2 separate regions of the Homo sapiens genome follow, and region 2 is linked to region 1. Evidence: read pairs that join two places in POLR2A ChIA-PET (ENCODE). Cell type or tissue: MCF 10A. All regions are shown on one strand. Links, peaks and the distances in the headings refer to the core of each region. The heading gives the core; the rest is flanking DNA.

Region 1 (5,383 bases), core at 263-5,262:
ACTTTATTTGTGTTTCTTAAATATAATGGACTTTCAAAACTCTACCAAGACAATTGTAATTGACTTGAAATTTATTTATTTATTTATTGAGACAGCATCTTGCTCTATTGCTCAGGCTGGAGTACAGTAGGGCCTTCATAGCTCACTGCAACCTTGAACTCCTGGACTCAAGCTATCCACCTCAGCCTTCTGAATAGCTGGGAATAAAGGCATGAATAACCATCCTGTCTTGACCTGATATTTGTTATTCAGCTTTGTTGAATAGTTATTTGGGCACCTGAGCATCACTCAACTTTTTCAAATTGTGACCTTTTTATCTCTTCATTCTGTAAAGACTACTTCCTTAGAAAACAAAATTGGGTCATTAGTTTTTCATTTCCTGCGTTATATTTTATATCCGAGCCAACACATAAACTTTGGAAGATTGCTCATAAAAGTCTAGATATCTTGTTATGCTTAAAAAAATCAGAAGATTGTGGATACTGGTACCATGGTTTGAACGTTGTAAATACTGGTGCCGCCCCGCCCTCCACAAAAAGATATGTCTATGTCCTGATGGCCAGAACCTATGAATGTTACTTTGTGTGGAAAAAGGGTCTTTGTAGATATAATTAAGGATCTTGGGATGAAGAGATCATTCTGGATTATCTGAGCGGATGTTAAATCCAATGATCAGTATCCATAGAGGGGAAGAAGAAAATTTGATACACAAGAGGAAAAGACATGCAGAAGGGAAGGTATGTGAAGATGGAGATAGACATTGGTGTGATGTGCCTATAACCAAGGAATGCGAAGTAATGCCAACAGCCATCAGACTTTGGAAGAAGGAAAGAATGGGCTGGGTGTGGTGGCATATGCCTGTAGTCCCAGTGCTTTGGGAGGCTGAGGTGGGAGAATGGCTTGAGCCCAGGAGCTTGAGGCCAGCCTGGGCAACATAGCAAGACACCATCTCTAGGGAAAACAACAAAAAAAGCAAGAAATGAATTCTCCCCTAGAGCTGTTAGAGGAAATGTGGCCTTACTGACACTTTGATTTCAGACTTCTGGCTTCTAGGACTGTGAGAGAATACATTTTTTTACGCCATCAGTTTTTGGTAATTTCTTATAGCAACCACATGAAACTAATGCATGGGCCTCGCATTCATATTTGTCAATGATAGGGGTAGATTTGTTCTGACCTCTGCCCTCTTTAAAGGAGACAATGGCCCTCTAGGTTTCCGTAGGCCCAACATGCACACAAACTTAGCATTACTGCAGGTATCCAACCTGCCTCACTCTTGCCTATTTTGTCTCTGTGACAATAACAGCTCTCAGTTATAGAGGCAAAATTCTGAGCACTTTATATATTATTAGTTTAATTCTACTAAGAACTCCACAGGATAGGTGTATTATAACTTTTATTCTTCCCATTTTACAGGTGAAAAAGCTGAGGTACAGAGGGGTTAAATCATTTGCCTAAGATCATGCAGCTCAGACGTATCAGGGGTAAGAATGAAACCCAGGCAGTATTGGCTCTAGAGGCAGCCCTAACCACTGCACCAGATCTATAGGCACTTTATTCTTGATCACCTCTTTATGGGCTTCAAAAATGATTTCCATTCCTCTTTCACTCCTTTATTACATGAGTTTCTGATACTCGAATTATTCAAAATAAGGATGGTAAAACACACACATAAAATAAATTTTTACAGTATCATAGTAACCCTGTATGAGATAGTTTTTATTTAGGATATGGATGAAGCATTTACATAATAAATATTTCTTAATTATTATTATTAAAATGGTTAAACTATGTGTAAAGTATGAAGATATTATTTAAATATTTAAGGACTACAGATATTTATAATTAAATATAATAAATAAATTGATACTTAAAAGGAGACAAATATGGTTTATCCATTTTCAATGGGTTAGAAATATAAACTTGCTATCAGTTTGTAAAACATATGAGGTAAACACATTAACAACAATGTGGTCCTCAAGAACATCCTAAGAGCAGAGCAAATATCAATGATTTAGTGTTGCCATAGAAAAAGACACAAAGTTTATAAGGGCAAACAGTGTGCAGTGCATGCTTCCCTCCAACTTGTCTCTACTCCCAAGAGGACACTGTTTATGGAACAGTGTTTTATTTGATCATACATTTTGTATTTTTTTTTTTTTTGAGATGGAGTCTCCCTCTGTCACCCAGACTAGATTGCAGTGGCATGATCTCGGCTCACTGCAACCTTTGCCTTCTGGGTTCAAGCAATTCTCGTGCCTCAGCCTCCCGAGTAGCAGGAATTACAGGTGTGTGCCACCATGCCTGGCTAATTTTTGTATTTTTAGTAGAGATGGGGTTTCACCATGATCGTCAGGCTGGTCTTGAACTCATGACCTCAGGTGATCCGCCCGCCTCAGCCTCCCAAAGTGCTGGGATTACAGGCGTGAGCCACTGTGCCCAGCCCTTTTTGTATTTTGAAACTTAATTGGAATGTTATTGCTAGCAGTAGAGAAATTCTTTATTCTTTTGGTTGCAGTTTAAAAAGAGCTCACTACTTCATTCAGTTTGATTTCTGTTACAAACGTGGAGTCAAGAGTGTTAGTCTACATTTTGAGGCATCTAATTTTATATGCACGATTTAATGTAAATTTGGTTTACTCTCAACTTTTATGGGATATATTTCCCCTGTAAAAGAGGATCTCTATTGGCTGGGCATGGTGGCTCATGCCTGTAATCCCAGCACTTTGGGAGGCTGAGGCAGGCAGATCACAAGGTCAGGAGTTCGAGACCAGCCTGGCCACATAGTGAAGCCCTGTCTCTACTAAAAATACAAAAATTAGCTGAGTGTGGTGGCACGCACCTGTAGTCCCAGCTACTTGGGAGGCTGAGGCAGGAGAATCGCTTGAACCCGGGAGGTGGAGGTTTAAGTGAGCTGAGATGGCGCCATTGCACTCCAGCCTGGGTGACAGAGCAAGACTCTGTCTCAAAAAACAAAAACAAAAACAAACAAACAAACAAAAACGATCTCTATCTATATTTTGCCTGTGACCTTTGGTTTGAATAATCAAACCAAAGTCAAATCAAACTTTGGTTTGAGTCATCAGATGTAGGCATGCCTGTGCGAGTGCATGTGTTTGTGCGCATGTGTGAACGAATGAATTCACTGGCACACAAAGAGCTTTATCTGAGTTGGTTCGTGAATGCAACTCAAGATTGTTGTGTAATGATGTTGCAGTTATTGATATTCTGACATACATGGTTGCCCACAGATACTTCCTGATTGTTGCAGAAGCATACTCCAGGCAGTTCTTGACTAAAAAGAGTTGGCTCTGTGCCTGACAGTTCTTTTTCTTATCATCTCTGCATGTTCCTAATTATGTACCTTGGAGCTGATTTTTTTTTTTTTTTGAGACAGAGTTTCACTCTGTTGCCCAGGCTGGAGTGCAGTGGTGTGATCTTGGCTCACTGCAACCTCTGCCTCCTGGGTTCAAGCGATTCTCCTGCCTCAGCCTCCCAAGTAGCTGGGATTACAGGTGCCCATCACCAGGCCTGGCTAATTTTTGTATTTTTAGTAGAGATGGGGTTTTGCCATGTGGGCCAGGCTGATCTCGAACTCCTGACCTCAGGGTGATCCACCTGCTTCGACCTCCCAAAGTGCTGGGATTACAGGTGTGAGCCGCTGCGCCTGGCCTGGAGCTGATTTTTAGATTGTTAACTCTGTTTGTTCAAGTTATAGCCCTAAACTGCATTGATTTATTCTGACTCCACCTACATTCTTCCCCCCCGCCAACAAATGGGAAGGAAATGAAGAAACGAGATGAATTACTTATGTTTCTTCTTTTGTTCCTCCACAGAGTGTCACTCTTCTCCAGAAATTTATTCAGCTCAGTAGTTCAATAGTACAGGAGATACTTTGAAAAGCAAATGGAGTTTTAAGAATGTAATGTTCATTGTCTTTAGTCTTAGCAAAACAATAGAGAATTTATTAATTTTAATGTTATTAAATAGTAGTGTTGTAATTTTACACGTTTCAAAAGAAATTTTATTCATTTAATCACAACAGTAGAAGTAACAAAATTATTTTACAGAAAACTGGCAAAATAAAATCGCTCATAATCCTGTTCACTTTAATTCAGCCATTATTATCATTTTAATGTATTTTTTCCTAGTGTGGCTCCCTATGTAGATTTTTGCATAGTTTTTACCAGAGTGCAATCCCATTTTATATCCTGTTTTCCACCTAACATAAAATAATTATATATTGCTGTATATGCCAGCATTGAAAATGCATGCAGTGTATTCTTATTGATGTGACAGAATTTAATTACCCTCCACAACTGAACATTTTGATTCTTTTCTTTATTCCACTGTCATCAATGAGGCTACAAACATTTTTTATACATATAACTTTTCTACATTTTTTTTTTTTTTGAGACAGGCTCACTTTGTTGCCCAGGCTGGGGTGCCGTGGCATGATCTTGGCTTACTGCAGCCTCTGACTCCCAGGTTCAAGTGACTGTCCTGCCTCAGCCTCCCAAGTACCTGGGATTACAGGCGTGTTCCACCACACCTGGCTAATTTTTGTAGTTTTAGTAGAGATGGGGTTTCACCATGTTGGTCAGGCTGGTCTTGAACTCCTGACCTCAAGTGATCTGCCCACTTTAGCCTCCCAAAGTGGTGGGATTACAGGTATGAGCCACCGTGCCCAGGCTCTTTTCTACATTTTTAATTGCTATCTGGATTATATCATTATTATTGGTTCCCAGATGTGGATAAAAGGGCATGAGTGTTTTTATGCTTTTTGATTCATATTGCCCAATTATTTTCAAAAGAACTGTAGGAATTTGCACTAGCAATCTGTAAGTGTTTTACCATATTTTTTTGCCAAAGTTAGATATTCTTTCTCTCTCCATATGCTTATATATATTTGCTTGTTTACTAGGTTAGAAGTGGCACTTTGTTATTCTTTTATTTTACATTTATTTTATTACTAGAGAGTATTATAAATTCTCCATGTATTTGCTTACTAGATGTGAGTTATTTGTTTATATCCTTTGGCTATTTATTTATTTGATGCTAAATTTTTTTATTTTTATTTTCATTTTTTGTAGAGATGGGATCTCACTATGTTACCCAGGCTCGTCTCAAATTCCTAGCCTCGATTGATCCTCCAGCTTTAGCTTCCTAAAGTATTGAGATTACAGGCATGAACCACTGTGCCTGGCCTGATGCTTAATTTTCTTCTAGCAATTTTACGAGTTACACTTACTTTATTTTATTTTTTTGAGACAGGGTCTCACTCTGTCACCCAGGCTGGAGTACAGTGACGTCATCTCAGCTCACTGCAACCTCAGCCTCCCAGTCTCAAGCGATCTTCCTAGCTCAGCCTCTCGAGTAGCTG
Region 2 (5,383 bases), core at 282-5,281, 150 kb before region 1:
TAAAAGGCCACATACTGTATACTTCCATTTACATGACCATCCAGAAAAGGCAAATTTATAGAGACAGAAAGATTAGTGGTCATCTGGGGTGGGGGGTAGGAACAGGGTTAACTGTAAATGGACCCAAGGATCCTTTGGAGGTGATGGAAATCTTCTAAAAGGTAGATTGTGGTGATGATTGTACAACTTGTCAATTTCTTAAAAATCATTGAATTGTACACTTAAAACTAGAGAATATTATGGTACCTAAATCATAACTCAGTAAAGTTTTTTTTGTTTTTGTTTTTGTTTTGAGATGGAGTCTCGCTCAGTCGCCCAGGCTGGAATGCAGTGGTACGATCTCGGCTCACCGCAAGCTCCACCTCCCAGGTTCACGCCATTCTCCTGCCTCAGCCTCCCAAGTAGCTGGGACTACAGGCGCCCGCCACCACACCTGGCTAATTTTTTGTATTTGTAGTAGAGGTGGGGTTTCACCGTGGTCTCGATCTCCTGACCTCGTGATCCACCTGCCTCGGCCTCCCAAAGTGCTGGGATTACAAGCGTGAGGCACCACGCCTGGCCTTTTTTTTTTTTTTTTTTTTTTTGAGACAGAGTCTCTGTCGCCCAGGCTGGAGTACAGTGGCATGATGATCTCAGCTCACTGCAACCTCCGCCTCCCAGGTTCAAGCGATTCTCCTGCCTCAGCCTCCCGAGTAGCTGGGACTACTAGACGCATGCCACCACGCCTGGCTAATTTTTGTATTTTTAGTAGAGACGGGGTTTCACCATGTTGGCCAGGCTGGTCTCGAACTCCCGACCTCAAGTGATCTGCCCACCTCAGCCTCCCAAAGTGCTGGGATTACAGGTGTGAGCCACATGCCCAGCAAGATATTTTAATAATATTTTTAAAAAACAACACCTGGAGTCCACTGTAAGCAGCTGGGATTGCCAGAAGTTTTCTCTTTGGAAATGAGCAGTTTGAATTATGCTGATGTAATTAGGAGTAGTGCTTCTCAAACTCCAATCTACTCAGGAATCACCTGGAGATCTCATCAAAATGAAGATTAAGATTCAGTGGGTGTCGGGTGGAACCTGAGATTCTACATTTCTAAAAGTTCCTGGGTGAAGACCACTCTTTGAGTAGCCAAGATTTGAAGAGATAAAGATGGTTTGACTTCAGCAACACCTTTCTCTTCTCCCTGAATTAACTTTAGCTTTTCATATACAGATTAAATGGTTCAGTAATCCTTCCCTGGGACACAAGCCCTTTTTCTTCCTCCACTGTGTGACAATCCTTCCAGTTCACACAGTTGTACATGGAAGGCCAGCAGAAGATACCATAATGCTATGACTTCAAGCTGGGATTTTTAAACTATGGGAACTTTAAAAATCTGACACAAGTGAAAAGAGGAAAGTATACAGGGTGGGGATCAGGGTTCCCTCAGGAGAACAAAACTGCCTGGGATTGAGATAGAAATAGAATTGTAAGAGAGAAAAGATAACTAGTGAGGTAATTCACTATCAGAAGCATCTCTGAAAACCTTTTTTTTTTTTTTTTTTTTTTGAGACAGAGTCTCGCTCGTTGCCCAGGCTACGGTGCAGTGGCGCAATCTCGGCTCACTGCAATGTCCGCCTCCCAGGTTCAAGCAATTCTCCTGCCTCAGCCTCCCGAGTAGCTGAGATTATTGCCCACCAACACACCCAGCTAATTTTTGTATTTTTAATAGAGACGGGGTTTCACCATGTTGGCCAGGCTGGTCTTGAACTCCTGACCTCAGGTGATCTGCCTGCCGTGGCCTCCCAAAGTGCTGAGATTACAGGCGTGAGCCACCGCACCTGGCTGAATACCTTAATTTATGAGTGCCATTTTGGTCTGTGAAGCCACAAGGAATCAAAAAAACAAATATTAAAGAGTGGTCAAGGCTACAGAAAGAGAGTGGAAAGCATATCATGAGGAAATGACCCAAGACAAAACAACCCAGGTATAAATAAACACCTCATTCAAATTCTTCTCATCTATGCTCTCCATGGTTACTCCAAAATCAAATCAACAGAAAATCTTCATGACATCCCTGTCTGGAAGAAATCCTTGTGTTTATGCTGGAGTTGAATAAGAAACTGCCCTCCCTTTGCTAAATATTATAATTAGGTCCCGCTGACTGAAAGGTCTGGAACCCCCTTGGCAGGCTCTCTGAAGATGCTGGAATGGCTCCAGTTGTTACCAAATAGCCTAGGGGTTGGCCAGACCCTTCATTACATCCGAGTGACCTCTCCAGGAGCAAACCTAAGCATGCATTACCCCTGAAAAGGCCTCAGGAGGTCCTGGGTGACACTGGGGCCTAGAAACTAGTACCCTGGAATGCTAAATCCAAGACAATTTCTTTCCATTTAATACACACACACAGAATTTATCAGAAATTATCTGTCAAAATGCCAGAGCAGTCAGCTCAGACTTCGACACAGTGGAAAGATCTGTCAAACTGCTTGGCTAACATTGAGCAGTTCAGACAACCAGCTGACTAATAGAATTTTTCACCCTTCCGCCTGTTGTTTTGGCACCAAATCAACCAGGATGAGCAAAATAAGTAGTGCCTTATACGTTGTTTCCTTGGACAGCTCACGTTCTCATGGTATCAGTCATTATCTGAGATGATGACTCTCACATCCACATAACCAGCCCAACCTGTAAAGCAGAACTTCCAGCCCTCATTTCTAACTGCTTACATCCAGCATTTCTGCCCAGTCAGTTTTACAAAAAGGCTTGCCCTCCATCCCAATACTCCCTTTTCAACTACCCTATTCCCTTTGTTGGCACTGTCCTTCTCCCAGCTCCTAAGGTTAATCTGCACTCAATGCCCTCATCCAGGCCACCTGATTCTTCTTTCAAACTCTGTCAGATCTATACCTTCTCCATTCTCATTGCCAGGGCCCCAGTTCAGGCCCTTATCAGCCAACTAGAAGAAATACTTCCTCCCCTCTTCCAATACATTCCCACTCCCAACCTTCCTCCTAATACCAGCTCACATCACTGTACTCTAAAATGCCACTTAAGAACGTCAAGCATTTGTGTTTACTACTTTCCAAGGCAATTGCAGTCCAAATCATGTTATGTTCCCCTCCCAACAACCCTGTAGGACAAGTAATTCAATGCTTAGAGAAGGGGTGTGGCTTGCCTGAGTTCACTCAGCTGGCAAAGAACAAGAAGCCAACATCAAAACCTAGAACTCCTCTGTGGCATTCTAAAATACCTTGTGCCTCCTCCTTCTTAAAAGGCAAGGACACTATTATCAAATGGATTCAGTCCAAAATTTTCTACCTGAAATTCAAGACCTTCTATCAACTCATTTCTTCCTAACCTAGCAGACCCTATGTCCCAGTTTCTCTTTGACCATATTTCTCTTTTCCTCCAAGTTGGTTAGCCTCTTTATTAAAAACAATAATTATTATTTAGCATTGTTTTAATTGTAACAGTAACTGACATCTATGAGGCATTCAGAATGTCCCAGATTCTATACCAAGTTACTAAATACATTATTTCATTTTATCCTCAAAATAGCATTTGTCTATTAACAGACATATCTAATGTATCACCTCCAACAAAGAACTCTTTATTCTTACCCAAACCTGCTTCTCCTATGGTATTCTCTATCTTGGTAAATGGAACTACCATCCATTCAGTTGCTCAGGCCAAAAACCTGGACATTATCCTTCATTTCTGTCTTTTCATCACCACCTCCCTTGTAACAAATTAAGTCCTGTTGCCTCTACCCTTACAATATAGCCCAAACTAATTCTCACCCCTCCATTCCTGCTACCCTAGCCCAAGACACCATCTACTCATACCTAGACTATAATAACTTCCAACTGGCCCTCTTTATCTACTGTTTCTCTCATATACTTTATTCTTCTCAGAGCAGCCAGAGGGGTCACTTCAAACCGGAAATCTAATTTGAATTCACTGGAAACAGCCCAGATGTCCATAACAAGTCAACAGATAAACAAACTAGTACGTCCATACAGCAGAATACTCCTCAGCAATAAATAGAAATTAACTACCAATGCATCCAACACCACGGATTAATCTCAAAAATATACTGAGTGAAAGAACAGTATGTACTATGTGGTAACATTTATATGAAAAATAGCTAAATTAACTTAAAGTGACACAAATCAGATCAGTGCTTGCTTCCAAGGGAGAGAGACTTGAATGGCAAGGAGCAGGCAGAAATTTTCTAGGGGGATGGAAAAGTTCTGTCTTGATACGTATTTGTTGAAACGTATCAGAACTAAAGATCTTGACATCACTGTGTAAAAATTATATGTTGGCAATCTGGCCCCCATTTATCCCTTCCACCTAATCTCCTACACTCATACCCCCCACCCCACCCACCTCCATCTAGCCACACAGGTCTCCTGACAGGCCTCACACACGACAAGCCACTTCTGGCCCCAGAGTCTTTGCACGGCACCCTCTTCCTCACTTCTTATCATGCAGGCCTCGGTCCGTGTCCCTTCTGCAGAAGGATTTCCTGGGCATGTATCTAGAGGAATTCCCCAGGCATTCTCATTTAATTCTCTGTTTTCATTCTCTGCGAGGCACTTACCACTTTCTGTTATTTTCTGGCTTATTGTCTGCTTCTGCTACCAGAAAGCAAGCTCTGCAAGAATAAGGACCCATCTGTCACTGTATCACCAGCATCTAAATCAACACCTGGCACATTAAATAACAATTTGTTGAGTAAACGGAAAAAGTTGACATATATCACTGTCTCCACATTACAGCTGCGAAATCTGAGGCTTGTAAAGCATAAGTAACCTCCCCATAGTCACACATCAGGGTTCAAACCCAGGCAGTCTGGTGCCCAGGTCCATGTTCTAAACTACTCTCACGTCTGGCTCACAACAGTTTTGCTTCTCTGCTTGGTTTTACTCTGTTCCCTCTATCTGGGCTGGGTCTCTCTCCCACCCTTTCACCTCCCCCTGGCTCACAATGGTTTCTCTCTGCATTGACTTCATGCTTGATTATTCATTTTAATTTTTCTTTCACTTAATATCTGTCTCCTCAACAAGAAAAGGGCTCCTTGTGGCTTTTGCTTCCTTTTGCACATGTAGCAGAGAAGTGGCCACAGGCCCCTAACCGGTGCTCACAGATGTGTTCCTTTCGAGGTGGGATGAGTCAGGTAGTCCTGTGAGTATGTGCCAATCCTGGGTTACATGACTCACTTCATTATTTCAAAGTATGCTGACCTTGGCATCTTTGGCATTCTGCCATCTAGTTTCAACACCAGCTTGTCAGAGCTGATGCAAATTGGCACTGCCACCATCAATCACTATGATATTACTCAGGTCTCATCCTTGTACTTCTGGAACCTCCTGCATACCACACAAACCTCGCAAAAAGCTG

Evidence for each region. Peaks named below come from ENCODE experiments on the same cell type or tissue, not always from the same donor. Only the 100,000 strongest peaks of a DNase experiment are listed, where the experiment ranks them.
Region 2: POLR2A ChIA-PET joins it to region 1 with 5 read pairs; 2 of 35 experiments call an interaction of 5 or more read pairs at or near these places.

The regions. Positions count from the first base shown.
Region 1 is chr3:19,899,957-19,905,339 of GRCh38, reverse strand. All of the region lies in intron 6 of EFHB (EF-hand domain family member B), which reads left to right. Among named protein-coding and RNA genes, the nearest start is that of EFHB, 32 kb to the left of the region's middle. RefSeq lists an enhancer at 1,983-2,152. In MCF 10A, for the core only: no CTCF peak of the experiment used is centred there; a DNase peak (open chromatin) is centred at 3,269.
Region 2 is chr3:20,054,614-20,059,996 of GRCh38, reverse strand. The region is part of intron 1 of KAT2B (lysine acetyltransferase 2B); the gene reads right to left. Among named protein-coding and RNA genes, the nearest start is that of KAT2B, 17 kb to the right of the region's middle. RefSeq lists enhancers at 915-1,084, 4,800-5,039. In MCF 10A, for the core only: no CTCF peak of the experiment used is centred there; DNase peaks (open chromatin) are centred at 2,526 and 5,226.